2 separate regions of the Homo sapiens genome follow, and region 1 is linked to region 2. A link is a contact called in ENCODE Hi-C data. All regions are on one chromosome and are shown on one strand. The core of a region is the stretch at or near the end of the contact, and the rest is flanking DNA. Distances in the headings are between cores, read along the strand shown.

Evidence for each region. Hi-C counts contacts between places; a loop is a spot of excess contacts on that map. Pooled maps may share reads with other maps.
Region 1: a pooled map shows a loop between it and region 2 (2.4-fold over the local background). The contact joins two enhancer-like sites. A Hi-C loop is called at or near these places in 2 of 168 maps with a recorded cell type or tissue (CD4-positive, alpha-beta memory T cell and naive thymus-derived CD4-positive, alpha-beta T cell), 3 of 37 single-sample maps with no recorded cell type and 12 of 50 pooled maps.

The regions. Positions count from the first base shown.
Region 1 is chr15:70,527,023-70,532,872 of GRCh38, forward strand. It overlaps LOC107984781 (a long non-coding RNA gene), which reads right to left. Exons shown (of 2, transcript XR_007064698.1): 2 at 1,651-2,212. Among named protein-coding and RNA genes, the nearest start is that of LINC02205, 24 kb to the left of the region's middle. RefSeq lists an enhancer at 1,436-1,485. Within about 2 kb of position 1,374, at least 7 of the 41 ENCODE cell types and tissues checked have a DNase peak (open chromatin) inside an H3K27ac peak, as active enhancers do.
Region 2 is chr15:69,520,808-69,526,896 of GRCh38, forward strand. No RefSeq gene overlaps it. Among named protein-coding and RNA genes, the nearest start is that of DRAIC, 38 kb to the right of the region's middle. RefSeq lists enhancers at 2,690-2,859, 5,387-5,967, 5,968-6,089. Within about 2 kb of position 4,189, at least 4 of the 41 ENCODE cell types and tissues checked have a DNase peak (open chromatin) inside an H3K27ac peak, as active enhancers do.

The DNA of each region.
Region 1 (5,850 bases), core at 124-2,623, 1.0 Mb after region 2:
TTTCATTAGGGAGAAAGCTAGCATTAAGTGAACCCACAAGTCCAACGGGTAGAAATAAGGAATACTGTGTTTTTGACTTCTGCTCAGATCCGTTTCCCAGGAAGCTTATGTGGGTCTTGGAACAACGGGGATCAACAATGTGAATATGTCTATTGTGCCTGCAGATCCCATTGCTAATGCCCGGGAAGGACAAGTAATTAGTTTATGAGTAAATTGTCCTCAAGTTTGCATTTCTAGTACAAGAACTAGTCACTAAGCTTTGAGAATTGACCTACGCATTTCATGCCATGGGAAAGAAAACATAAGGTTTGTGATTTAAAGTCACTCATTACTTTCTACAATGATGGATAAGCAGAGGACAATTCCCTTGGTAGCTAATTGTCCTACTGCTGCTTGTATCACTGCTCAGAAGGATGTGTTACCTGGGCTAGGCAGAAATCCAGCACCCTCATGGAGGCAACCCTGGAAACCCCTTGTGGGGTGCTCTATGCATGTCTGGGTGGGTATCGGGTGATGGATGGGACTGTGAGGGATGGGCAAAAACCAGGAAAGAATAACAGGGATAGAGCAGCAGATGGTGAAACAGAAGCACATGCTAGGCCCACTTGGATTCTCCCTGGAGTTTGAATCTGCAGCAGAGTGGCAAAAAGACAAAATGGTCGACACTCATTAGCCCTGGCAGTAGGAGCAGCAATGGCAACCCCTTAAGAACCTGTCCTTTCAGGCCAGGCGTGGTGCCTCACACCTGTAATCCCAGCAGTGTTTTTGTTTGTTTGTTTGTTTGTTTGTTTGAGATGGAGTCTTGCTCTGTCGCCCAGGCTGGAGTGCAGCGGAGCAATCTCAGCTCACTGCAAGCTCCGCTTCCTGGGTTCATGCCATTCTCCTACCTCAGCCTCCTGAGCACTTTGGGAGGCCGAGGCAAGCGGATCACTTGAGGCCAAGAGATTGAGACCAGCCTGGCCAACATGGCAAAGCTCCCCATCTCTACTAAAAATACAAAAATTAGCCAGGCATGGTGGCGTACACCTGTAATCCCAGCTACTCAGGAGGCTGAGGCATGAGAATTGCTTGAACCCGGGAGATGGAGGTTGCAGTGAGCTGAGATCACGCCACTGCATTTCAGCCTGAGTGACAGAGCGAGACTGTCTCAAAAAAAACAAAAAAACGAAAAAACAGTTCTTTTATCAATAGCTCCTGTTTCTGAGCCCCACACCCCACCCTGTTTGTGATCCCAATTCTAATTGCTCTGAGTTGGTTCTCTGCCCTCCATTCAGTTCCATGGGCTCTGCTACATGCTTCCAATAAACTCCTTAACGCCTACATTAGCCACAGGACTTCCTGTTGCTTACACTCAAAGCACTCTAGCAGATAAGAGCTGGAAAGTGAAAGCAAAACAGGAACATAACCCAAGATCAAAGGCCCAGTCGCCCAGAAGAAGGCTTGAATCAGAGAGGCAGGCACTGACCCAGGGCACAGGGTGCATGAAGCCGGGGGTGAGCGCCCAAAGGACAGGAGTGCATGCCTTGGAGCTCAGATGTCACCCTATCAGGCAGGTGACATTGTTGTTGACATCTTAGATCAGTGGAAGTCAACCGTGAGGCACCCCAACCTTGGTTCTTAATGGTGTCAGATACAATATGACAGGCCAGGTCTTAATCCGCCAAGTGTTTATTTTAATTTTGACCAATATGAGAGGTAATTTTGGAAGGTAAATAGGCATTTTTTTTTTTTTTTGGCCTAGGATGACTTGAATGTCACTGTAAGAAAGCAGGGCACTGGGTTAGAATTATATATTCATTCATTAAACAAACATTTATTGAGCTCCTCTTCTGTGCAAATATCTGCTCTGGGCGCTGGGGAGACCAAAGTGACTAAGTCATAGGCTCTGCTTCTGAGCATGAGGAGGGACGGCGGCCAGCACACAGCATGCCCCAGCAGTGCATGGTAAGGACCCAGAGACTGGAACACATGGAGTTCAGATGCAGAGAAACCTCTTTGAGCTGACAGGGTCAGGAAGGTGATGTGGGGCCAGCATTCAAGGTGCTCCTTGAGGGAAAGAGAAGGTTTCACTGACAGCAATTCCAGATGCAGAGGAGAAAAAGAAAAATGGCAAGTGGTCTGAATTGGCTGGCATGCCTCCAGGCCCAGGCAGGATGAGGAGGTAGGCTGACGTCAGATTGTGGAAGATCAGGCTGAGAAGTCTGCATTTTACCTGTAGTCAATGGAGAGCCAGTAACAATTTGGAGCTGGAGAGGGACATCATCAAAGCAGCAAACTGCAGAGAATCTTGTCAACAATCTGCTTAGCAGATTGGGGAGGGGAGAGTCTGAGCAAAGTTCAAGCTACTTGGAGGCTACTGCAATAGTCCAAGCAGGACCCTTCCCCTAAAGTGAACAACAGGAAGATGGAGATGAAAAACCCTGACGTGAGAGCTTGGCATTGAAAACTAGATGGGCATGGTAGGAGGGGGCAAGCCAGGGGGCCTCAGGGTTTAGACTAGAACGGTTTCTCAGTTCCATTCGAATAACACACATTTTCCTGGCACCTCCTATGTGCACAGCATGTGTTAGCAGGTGGTGAGATGGCAAGGAAAATACTGGAAGGCCCAGGTCCTTATAAAAGGCCAGGGCTTTTCTAAAATGTGCTCCATGCATCCACATCTCACCTTCATCATTAGTGAGTGGACACTGCACCTCTCAATTTCCCCACTGCCAGGTTACCTGAGTGGAGGCTTGGAGGCAAGAGAAGAGAATTGCAACCCAGAGGAAAAACTACAACTCTTGTTAGCAGTGGCTACTCCTTAGGCCTAGGGGTATAAACCCAACTCCCAGCCAAGGCCTTCATCTGGCTAGTTTATGCCCTGCCTTCTAGACTGCCTCTGACTCTTACCCCGGATTAACTTCACCCCAAAACAATTGACAAGGCCAGCCTCTATTTGTTTCAGAGCCACAGCTATACTCTGCAGAGTTTTAGCCCAGACAAAACACTCAGAAGAGTGCACTGTGCATTGTCCCAAATCCCTTCCACATGGCATCTCTCACAAGAGGCTGGCAGCACAGGCAAGGCAGAGCTGTGCCAAGCCAGGCCATGCCTCTCCATCACTTCCAGCACGAAGGGCCAAAGCCCAGCCCACACGCCACTCCTACTTTGGTGAGGTCTTCACCTCACATCTCCTGGGAACAAAAGTGCAGACAAGAACAGACACACACAGATACAGACACACAGACACACACACACACAGACATACACTGACACACACAGACACACACGGGCACACAACACACAGACACATGACACACACACACGGACATAGACACAGCCACATAGACACACACAAACACACTCACAGTCACATAAACACACACTCACAGACACACAGATACACAACACACACAGACACACACACGGACACACAGACACACACAGCCACATACACAGACACACACAGACACTCAGACACAAACACACAAACACACTCACACATGGAGACACACACTCACACACACATGCTCCATACATACACCCAAACACCATCAAACATGTCCCTAAGATAAATAATAACTTCTAGGTAGGGAACACACTTCCTCAAATTTAGAGGGGCATGGTTTTCTTTAACTCCATGGGACAGCAGCTCCACGCCAAGGGAGATACAGAAAAGAACACTTGATGCCAGCTGGAAGCACCCTGTGATCGCTGAGTGCTGGTGGCCCTGGCTTAAAGCGGCCCGCACAGTGCCCACTCTAGGAGGCAGATGGCTTAGTGTCTCTAAAATGATATTTCTTCCAGCTTAAAGTTTCCATTCAGTCCCCACTGGACACCTAGTGATAAACAGGTGAGGAAACTGTGGCTCAGAAAGCTTGAATAAATAGTAAAGGATCAAACACTAAATGCAGAGCTGAGATTCAAACTCAAATCTGCCTGTTCCCTCAGCCAGCGGGCATTGGCACCCCCATGTGAGGCACTGACCAGCACGGTGAGCTGTGGACACTGAAGCAGAGCTTGGGAGAGACAAACGGACCTTGGGGAGCTCAATCAGTAACGAGACAAAACAGGACAGGAGACGCTGTGTTTCCACCTTGTCCTGGGACTCAGAGTCTAAGTCTTTCAGATTCAATGTGTGGTCAACTCTGGACCTCGTAACAGGTGGCCCTCACTCCCTGGACCTTGTGTGATCTGGCCCGAATGGAATAAGCAACTTTATCCAGGCTTGAGTGCCAGCGACACCATGAGGACCTGCACCAGACACTTGCATTGGCTTTCTCATCTCAAACATCTTCCCCTCTGCTTTTTATCCGAGGAAAATTAGGGACCAAGACCTGGAGAGCTTAATTTCCTCTCCCTCCTCCAAAAAGAAAGGAGGGAGGGAAGGAAGGAGGGAAGGAGGGAGGGAGGGAGGGAGGGAGAAAGAGAGGAAGGGAGGGAGGGAGGAAAGAAGGAAGGAAGGAAGGGAGGGAGGGAGGGAGGGAGGGAGGGAAGGAAGGAAGGAAAACAGTCATTTTTGCTTTCCATTTTCTCTGATTAAGGTAAAGGTGAGGAAAAGTCTGTTAAAAGAAAGGCTGATCAGAAGGCTGGTTGGTTTGTTTCCAGGCTGTAAACTCACTGGGGCCAAAATGGACCAAGTACCTTGTCCAAGATCACACAACTAGTGGGACTGGAATCCTGCTTCCTGACACTCAGTTATTCCTGCCTCCCTTCCACTGCCTGTGTCTGTCATTACCTTGAAGACCACACACATGCACACACACACAGCCTTTCAGAATAAATTAAATAGGCTCTGGGGTGACTTGTCAGAGCATCAGTCACAGCATCACAGGTGGGGAGCTCTTGAGAGGTTGTTAGCAAACTAATGAATTATATAATGGCTGCTCAGTAATTCCCAGGGCTAAGGTAAGGTCCTGGAACACACACTTTCATTCGAAGAAGATTAAGTTAAAACCATACGTGTAATTCTCTTGACAAGCTCTGAGCACTGTCCTTTTTCCTGAGAACATTTGCACTCTGAAGAACCCATGGAGGTGGAAGGTCAAGGTTATTGAGGGAGGTAGATCTGAGGAAAGCACCTGCATCAGGTGACCAAAGGGCAGGAGCATCTCCAATTCAGCACCAAGCCCCCTGCAGGGGTCCCAGGCAGTCGACAGTAAGCTCTGAGGATCCGCTGTGTGCAGGGATCAGTCCTGGACACTAGGAAACAGTGAAAAATGTGGCACTGGGACTCAGTGGCACCTGCTTTGTTGGAAAGACACTGTCCTTATTTTGGAAAAATTCCCAGGGAAGAGAGCACTTCCCACCCTTGGGAAGCTCTCCAATTTGTTGAAGACATATGACCTTCTGAAGCTCCCGGTCTTGTGGAGAAGACACTGACTATGCCCTTGGAAAAGCCCAAACTGTCTGTCAGATGGAGAGAGGGGAGACAGACAGCACCTGCCCTTGGGGACCCTCCAGACTGATAGGATAGAGGATAGAGGTTGGGGCAGGGGCTGGCCCTTGACCTCATGGGACAATATCATCCCTGAAGTCCCCACTCCAGTATGGAGTTAGATCCCAGGAGGTGGTGCCCACACATGTGTACATCTGCCCTACAGCACCTTGCCCTGGCATCATTCCTTTTTTGAATGGCTATGAATAGTGATGATTTTCTTTGAACTTTGTAACCCACCTCAGAGCACACCTGTTGCCTACATGCCTCTGCCTGCACCTGGCACCTGATTCAGCCTAGCCCATGAAGACTTTGTGTGTGGGTCCACAGAAAAGCCAGTCTCTGTAGGGCAGGACACTGGGGCCTCATATCCAGGCCCGACACAACAATCCTCTTATCCCAGGCAAGTGGCCCTGGTAGCTGGCGAGTCCAGG
Region 2 (6,089 bases), core at 2,939-5,438:
ATATGGTGTATCCATACAATGGAATATTATTCAGCTCTAAAATAGAGGGAAATCCTGACACTTGCTACAACATGGATGAATCTTGAAGACATTATGTTAAGTGAAGTAAGCCAGGCACAAAAGGACAAATACATGATTCCGCCTATGTGATGTACTTAGAACAGTCAAATTCACAGCAGCAGAAAGTAGGATGGTGGTTGCCAGGGGATGGAGGTAGGGGTAATGTGGAATTACTGCTTAGTGGGTAGAGACTTTCTGTTCTACAAGATGAAATGGGTTCTGCAGATGGCTGGTGATGATGGTTGCACAACAATGTGAATATACTTAATTCCACTGAACTGTACACTTAAAAATGGTTAAATAATAAATTTTATGTTATGCATATTTTACCACAATTTAAAAAATGATAAAAGAAAGAAGCAAGGGAGGAGTCCATTCTTGGATCGTGGTGTCCTCTCTACGATATTCTTCAGGAGCTTATGGACATGAGGGTTGGCTATGACAGTAGTGCTTGCTGGGGAAAGTGAGTCTGGAGGCTCCTGCAGAAGGGATCAAAGGCTTTTGAGAAGGTGTTGCCTCCCCTGGCAATCCCAGGGAAATGTAGGGTCTGTTGGGCCTCCCTGGCCCCAACTCTAACCTCTCAGCAGAGTTCTCTAAGGCTTGGCTGGACTGTAATTCCTATTCTTGTGTCCCCACTACAAGCTTTTTGAAGCCTTCCTACCCTCAGAGTATTATAGGAAGATATGTTGAGAGGGTCTCGGTTTCTTGCCACCCACAGCATGCAGACCAGAAGAGCTGAGTAGTGAGAGGAATCAGGGTGGGAGACTCTGTGTGTGTGTGTGTGTGTGTGTGTGTGCGCGCGCGTGACAGAGAGAGAGAGAGAATTCAGAGGGTTTTGGAGACTGTCCCAACTCCTGTGAGCCCATAGAGATTTGTGGATCTTTCTTCTGTCCTATCCTATGGGTTAGGTCTTGAGTGAATTTAAGGGAGGTAGCTGCAGGCCTTGTAAATTTGGAAGTGGTTGGGGAGTGGACACACATCTCTGGATTATTCCTTACCAAGACAGGAAGACAGGGACCACCGCTGTGTTTTCCTATACAGCAGGCACTAGCCACATGTGGCTGTTGAGCACATAGAATATGGCTAGTGAGACTGAGGAACTCAATTTTAAACTTTATCTAGCTTTAATATATGTTTAAAAACTAATAGCCCAGTTACTGGAAAACTTTTAAACACGTTTGAAACAATTTGTCTATGTGAGTTTACTCCCTCATCAAGAAGTATCCTCTTGGTCCAAATACAGATCAAGTATTTCCAGTGAGAATGTAGTGTCTGAATTGAGATGTGCTGAAAGTGTCAAATATACATCAAATTTGGAAGACTCAGTTTGAAAAAGAGTGCAAAATATCTTGATAAGTTTTTATATTGATGACATGTTGACATGATCATGTTTTGAATATATTGGATTAAGCAAACTATTGTCAATATTGATTTCACCCATTAAATTTTTTTTTAAAGGCAACTGGGCTGGGTGCAGTGGCACATGCCTGTAACCCCAGCACTTTGGGAGGCTGAGGTGGGCAGATCACTTGAGCCCAGAGGTTTGAGACCTGCCTGGGAAACATGGCGAAACCCCATCTCTACTAAAAATACAAAAAATTAGCCAGGTGTGGTGTCATGTTCCTGTAGTCCCAGCTATTCAGGAGGCTGAGGTGTGAGAATCACCTGAGCCCAGGAAGTCCAGGCTGCAGTGAGTCATGATTGCTCCATTGCACTCTAGCCTGGGTGAAGGGAGTGAGACCTTATCTCAATAAATAAATAGGCAGCTATTAGAAAACTTAAAATTACATGTGTGGCTCACATTATGTTTCTCTTGGATTATGTTGGACTAGAGCGACCCAGGGAATCTTAGGTTCAGATCAGTTGGGAAACTTGCATAGCTAATAAATGGCAGAACCAAAATTTCAACCTAGTTTTCCAAAGAGGTAGTGCTTTCTTTTTTGGTTAATTGGAAAACAGTGGGTTTGATCTAGGACCTCTAACAAGCCCCATCTGGGAAGGAGGCCGTGGTTCTCACCCTGGGCTCTGTGACCAACGCACTGCTCCAGGAAGGGGAGGCCTGAGAGAGGCTGGTGGGCAGGGCTAGAGCTCCCCCACCCCTTGTCCCTTGCCATACAATCACCAACCAATTCCATCAGAGAGCTGTGCTTTTATTGTTTCTCTTATACACGGGACCTGAGATTTCATTTGAGAATGCAATTTCTACTTAAAAAAGATGGAAAATCATCTGTGAAGAGGGAAGCCTTTAGACTCAAACAGACCATATACTTATGAATTCTTTGTGAGTTCACTACTTGGGGCCTCAGTTTCATCATCTGTAAAATGGGTGTTGGTGATACCTGTCCTGAGAGATTATGATGGTAATGAGATAATGGAGGATCTAATGCACGGCTCATAGCAGGTGTGCAATGAATGCAACTCTTCTCTCTTTTCCCCTCAAGACTGGCCTTGGACTCAGTTCTGACTCGTGTGTGTGTGTGTGTAGGTGGTGAACTTTCCCTAGGAGTTTCTTGCCTCATATTTTCCTTATTCCTGGAATGATTTGCTTTCAGTGGTAGTTTCATATTCATCTATAGACAGGGAAGGACATGGCAGAATGAGATAAAATGGGGGATGAATGCTGCTAAATACTGCCTTTGTGATTGTATTCAATTACATGGGCTTTTTCTTTGCCTGTTTGATGAGAAAGGTGATGAGAAAGGCAGGCCTGCAGGGGGCAGCACATGGCCAGTACTTCACTCATGAGGGACTGGCTCATGGGACTCCTGGCTTTGCAAGAAATCAGAGCCTTCCCAGGCATAGGGGAGCCTTGGAGATTTCTGCAAGGAGCCTCAGTTCTGGTGTTGAGATATTTATTATGCCCTGCAAGTTACTGATGCTGGTGGAATTAGGTCCTTGGGCTTCTTGGTCTCCTGGCCTCTGTGGTCCAGCCAGCCTCTTCCCCTATCCCTCAAGGATTACTTCTACGATCTCCGAACTTCAGGGCTGAGAGGGACTTAAATGGTGATCTAACCCTAACACATCATGTTACCAATACAGGAGGCAACCAACCTTGCAAGGTGGGGATGTGTGTATCTCCCATCTTACAGGAGAGAAAACAGAGGCTCAGTGAGGTTAAATGACTTTCACCAGGTCCCACAAGTAAGAAGTGATAGATTAAAGCTCTTTTGTTTGCAGGCATCAGAAATGTCTAGTCAGTTTAAGCAAAGGAGAGGAACATGGATCCTGGGGGGATTTCACAGAATGGCAAGAAAATCAACTAATTTGGCCTCCATGGGTGGGGCCCGGGGTAGCTCAAGATTGGCAGCAACAGTCTGTGGCTCTTTCTGTCCTGAACCTGCTCTCAGGGATGAGCACTAGCCCCAGTCCAGCCCAGACCCTGTATCTCTCAGGTCTAAAATTCAGGTTGCTGGGATAGAGGTTCTAGATGGACCCCTTGGATCACTCAGCAGTGGTCAGAGGTCAGGGGGTTACTAGCATAGTTATGGAGGATTTGTTTTGAGTCCTGTAGTGAAGCCCTGACAAGAACACCACAGGTGTCAACACCTGGTCGATGTGGGTCTTCCAAGGCTCAGCCGGGGCCTCTGTTCTGTCGCACAGTCACACAGTCTGCTCTCCAGTAGCTGCAGGCTAATCCCAGCTGTAAGGTCAGCCGAGGAAACGGAAGGTGCTGTTTGCATTTTAATAAGGAATCCAAAAGACCAAAGGCCTCTGGGTCCTAAAAGACTGGTTTTCTCAAATGGTGCAAAGTCCAGGTATTGTAACTGATGGGGCACCAGGGGTAAGGAGCCCTCCCTGGTACTTCCCGTCACACCCACACAAGTGTGCCTCCAACTTATAAAGTTCACCTGTTTATCTTGCTGCCGCTTGTTCCCCCAACTCCTTTCCATCTCCCTCTCCAAGGATTCAGTAATATGTTGTCTAGACACTACTGCTGCTGTTTCTCCTCCATTAATCCATTTTAATTGGAAAGTTATCATAATGCAAACTCTCTTTGGTATTATTTGCGGCTCTGCATTATTAGAACCTCACCAACTCGCTTTCCCAGCAAATTAAACTTGCTATGGAAGCAATGAGATCAGCTGCTCATATTAAATCAGGCCGCACGTTGTTAAGTGGGGCTGGGAATGGGGCTTCCTCAGCTGGGTGGGGCGCAATCGCTGGAGGCGTTTACAATGGCACCACTGTTTTTATGCTGGGGATTTGGCCTCTGTGCTCAGTTCTCCTCTTTTTTTGGCACTGTGTATTGGAAATTAGAGATGGAAAGAAAGAGGGGACAAAAAACCCTCTGGTGGTATTTGGCCTCTCACCCCAAACCCAGGGCAAACAGCAATGATCAGAATGCACATGGCCTTAACCCCAGATGAATTACAAAGCATATTCCAGTAGTCCTAAGAGCCTTGTGAAGTAGCGATGATCATCCCCTGTGTATGCAGCTGGAAACTGAAGCTCAGAGAAGGTACTTCTAGGGGCTGCACAGGCAACACATAGTAGACGCGGACTCTAAGCCGAGTCCTCTGAGTCTAAAACCAGACGGCCCGAAGGGATGAAACGCCAACCACAGTGAGCAGACCCTTTTTACAGAGCAGATCCTGGAACGGATTCATTTCTAGCTGATAGTATGGAAAGCAGTTAATAAATGACCAGGTTTCCTATTTGTGGATTATCACCACCTCAGCATCTAATTTTTCCCAGTTACCCACTCAATAGAACAACATGGCTGACACTCCTGCCCACCCACCCAACGGCCATTTCCCCCTACTCCCTTGCTACCCGAAACCTAATTTTGTTAAGTCAGAAATGTGCCCAATCTCAGAGGAAGACTCATGATTGGTCTAAGCCAGCCATGGGCGTCTGTTTCCCTTGTCAGTGATTGGTCTAGAGGTAAGCATGTGACTCATTTCTGGCCAATTACACCTAAGGGAAAGACTGCCGATGACTTCTGGGAAAAACTTTCTCTCCGATGGCGGCAGAGCAGGGAGGAAACTTTTGCTTGAGTTTCTCTCTTCCAGTGTGGGCACTATTTGTTATAGTTAAAAAGTCCCCCAATTCTTTGACCTTGCTTCCAAAGGTGGAGCCCATTTCCCCTCCTGCTGAGCGTGGGCCACACTTAGCGACTGGCTTTCAATGAAGAGAATGTAACAGAGGTGAAAGTGTGTGACATTCGAGGAAAGGCCATAAAAGACATTGGTGCTTCAGCTTTGCTCTCGCGGCTGTCTGACTCTGGGGGAAGCCAGCCACCACGTCATGAGGACACCCAAACAGCCTACGGAGAGGCCCACGTAGGGAGGAGCTGAGGCCCCCTGCCAGCAAGCAGCCCTAGCCCGCCAGCTGTGTGAGTGAGCGAGCCTTTTTGGAAGTGCATCCTCCTGTCCCAGTCCAGCCCTCAGATGGCTGCAGCCCTGCTAGCATCTTGACTGCCGCCTCATGAGGGACCTCAAGCCAGAACCAACAGCCACGTGGTGCCAGAATTCCTCATCTGCAGCAGCCGTGTGAGATCATAACTGTTTATTGCCTTTTTAAGCCACTGAGTTTTGGGGTCGTTTGTTACTCAGCAGTAGATGATTAATATGCTGTCATGCAGCTGTCTTGGAACCAGGAGGGGCAAGACTGAGGGCAGAAGCCACTGTGGTGAAACTGGCGGAGACATGGAATCTGGATTCCTGGTGATGTGAGCTAGTGAGCTGCCCAGCCAACCCTGGGTTGCCTATTTTGGGACTTTTTGTTACATGAGCTGATAAGAACCCTTAATTCATTGTTAGTCTGGGGTTCCATTATTTGTAAACAGCTTTTTACTGCCTCAGCCTTGGGGAGATACGTGATCCTTCCAATCACATTTCATGGCTAGCAGAGGTCACATGGTCTCCACCCACAGTCACATTGGGATGGAGAGGAGGGAGAGAGGGCCCTGCTAAGGGGCTTAAATGCTGCACGTACATTTGCATGTTGAGATTTAATAGAGGCCTTCTGGAGACACAATGCTTCCTCCCAGGGAGGGCCTAATTGCAGAAAGTCGGGCACTGTGATGG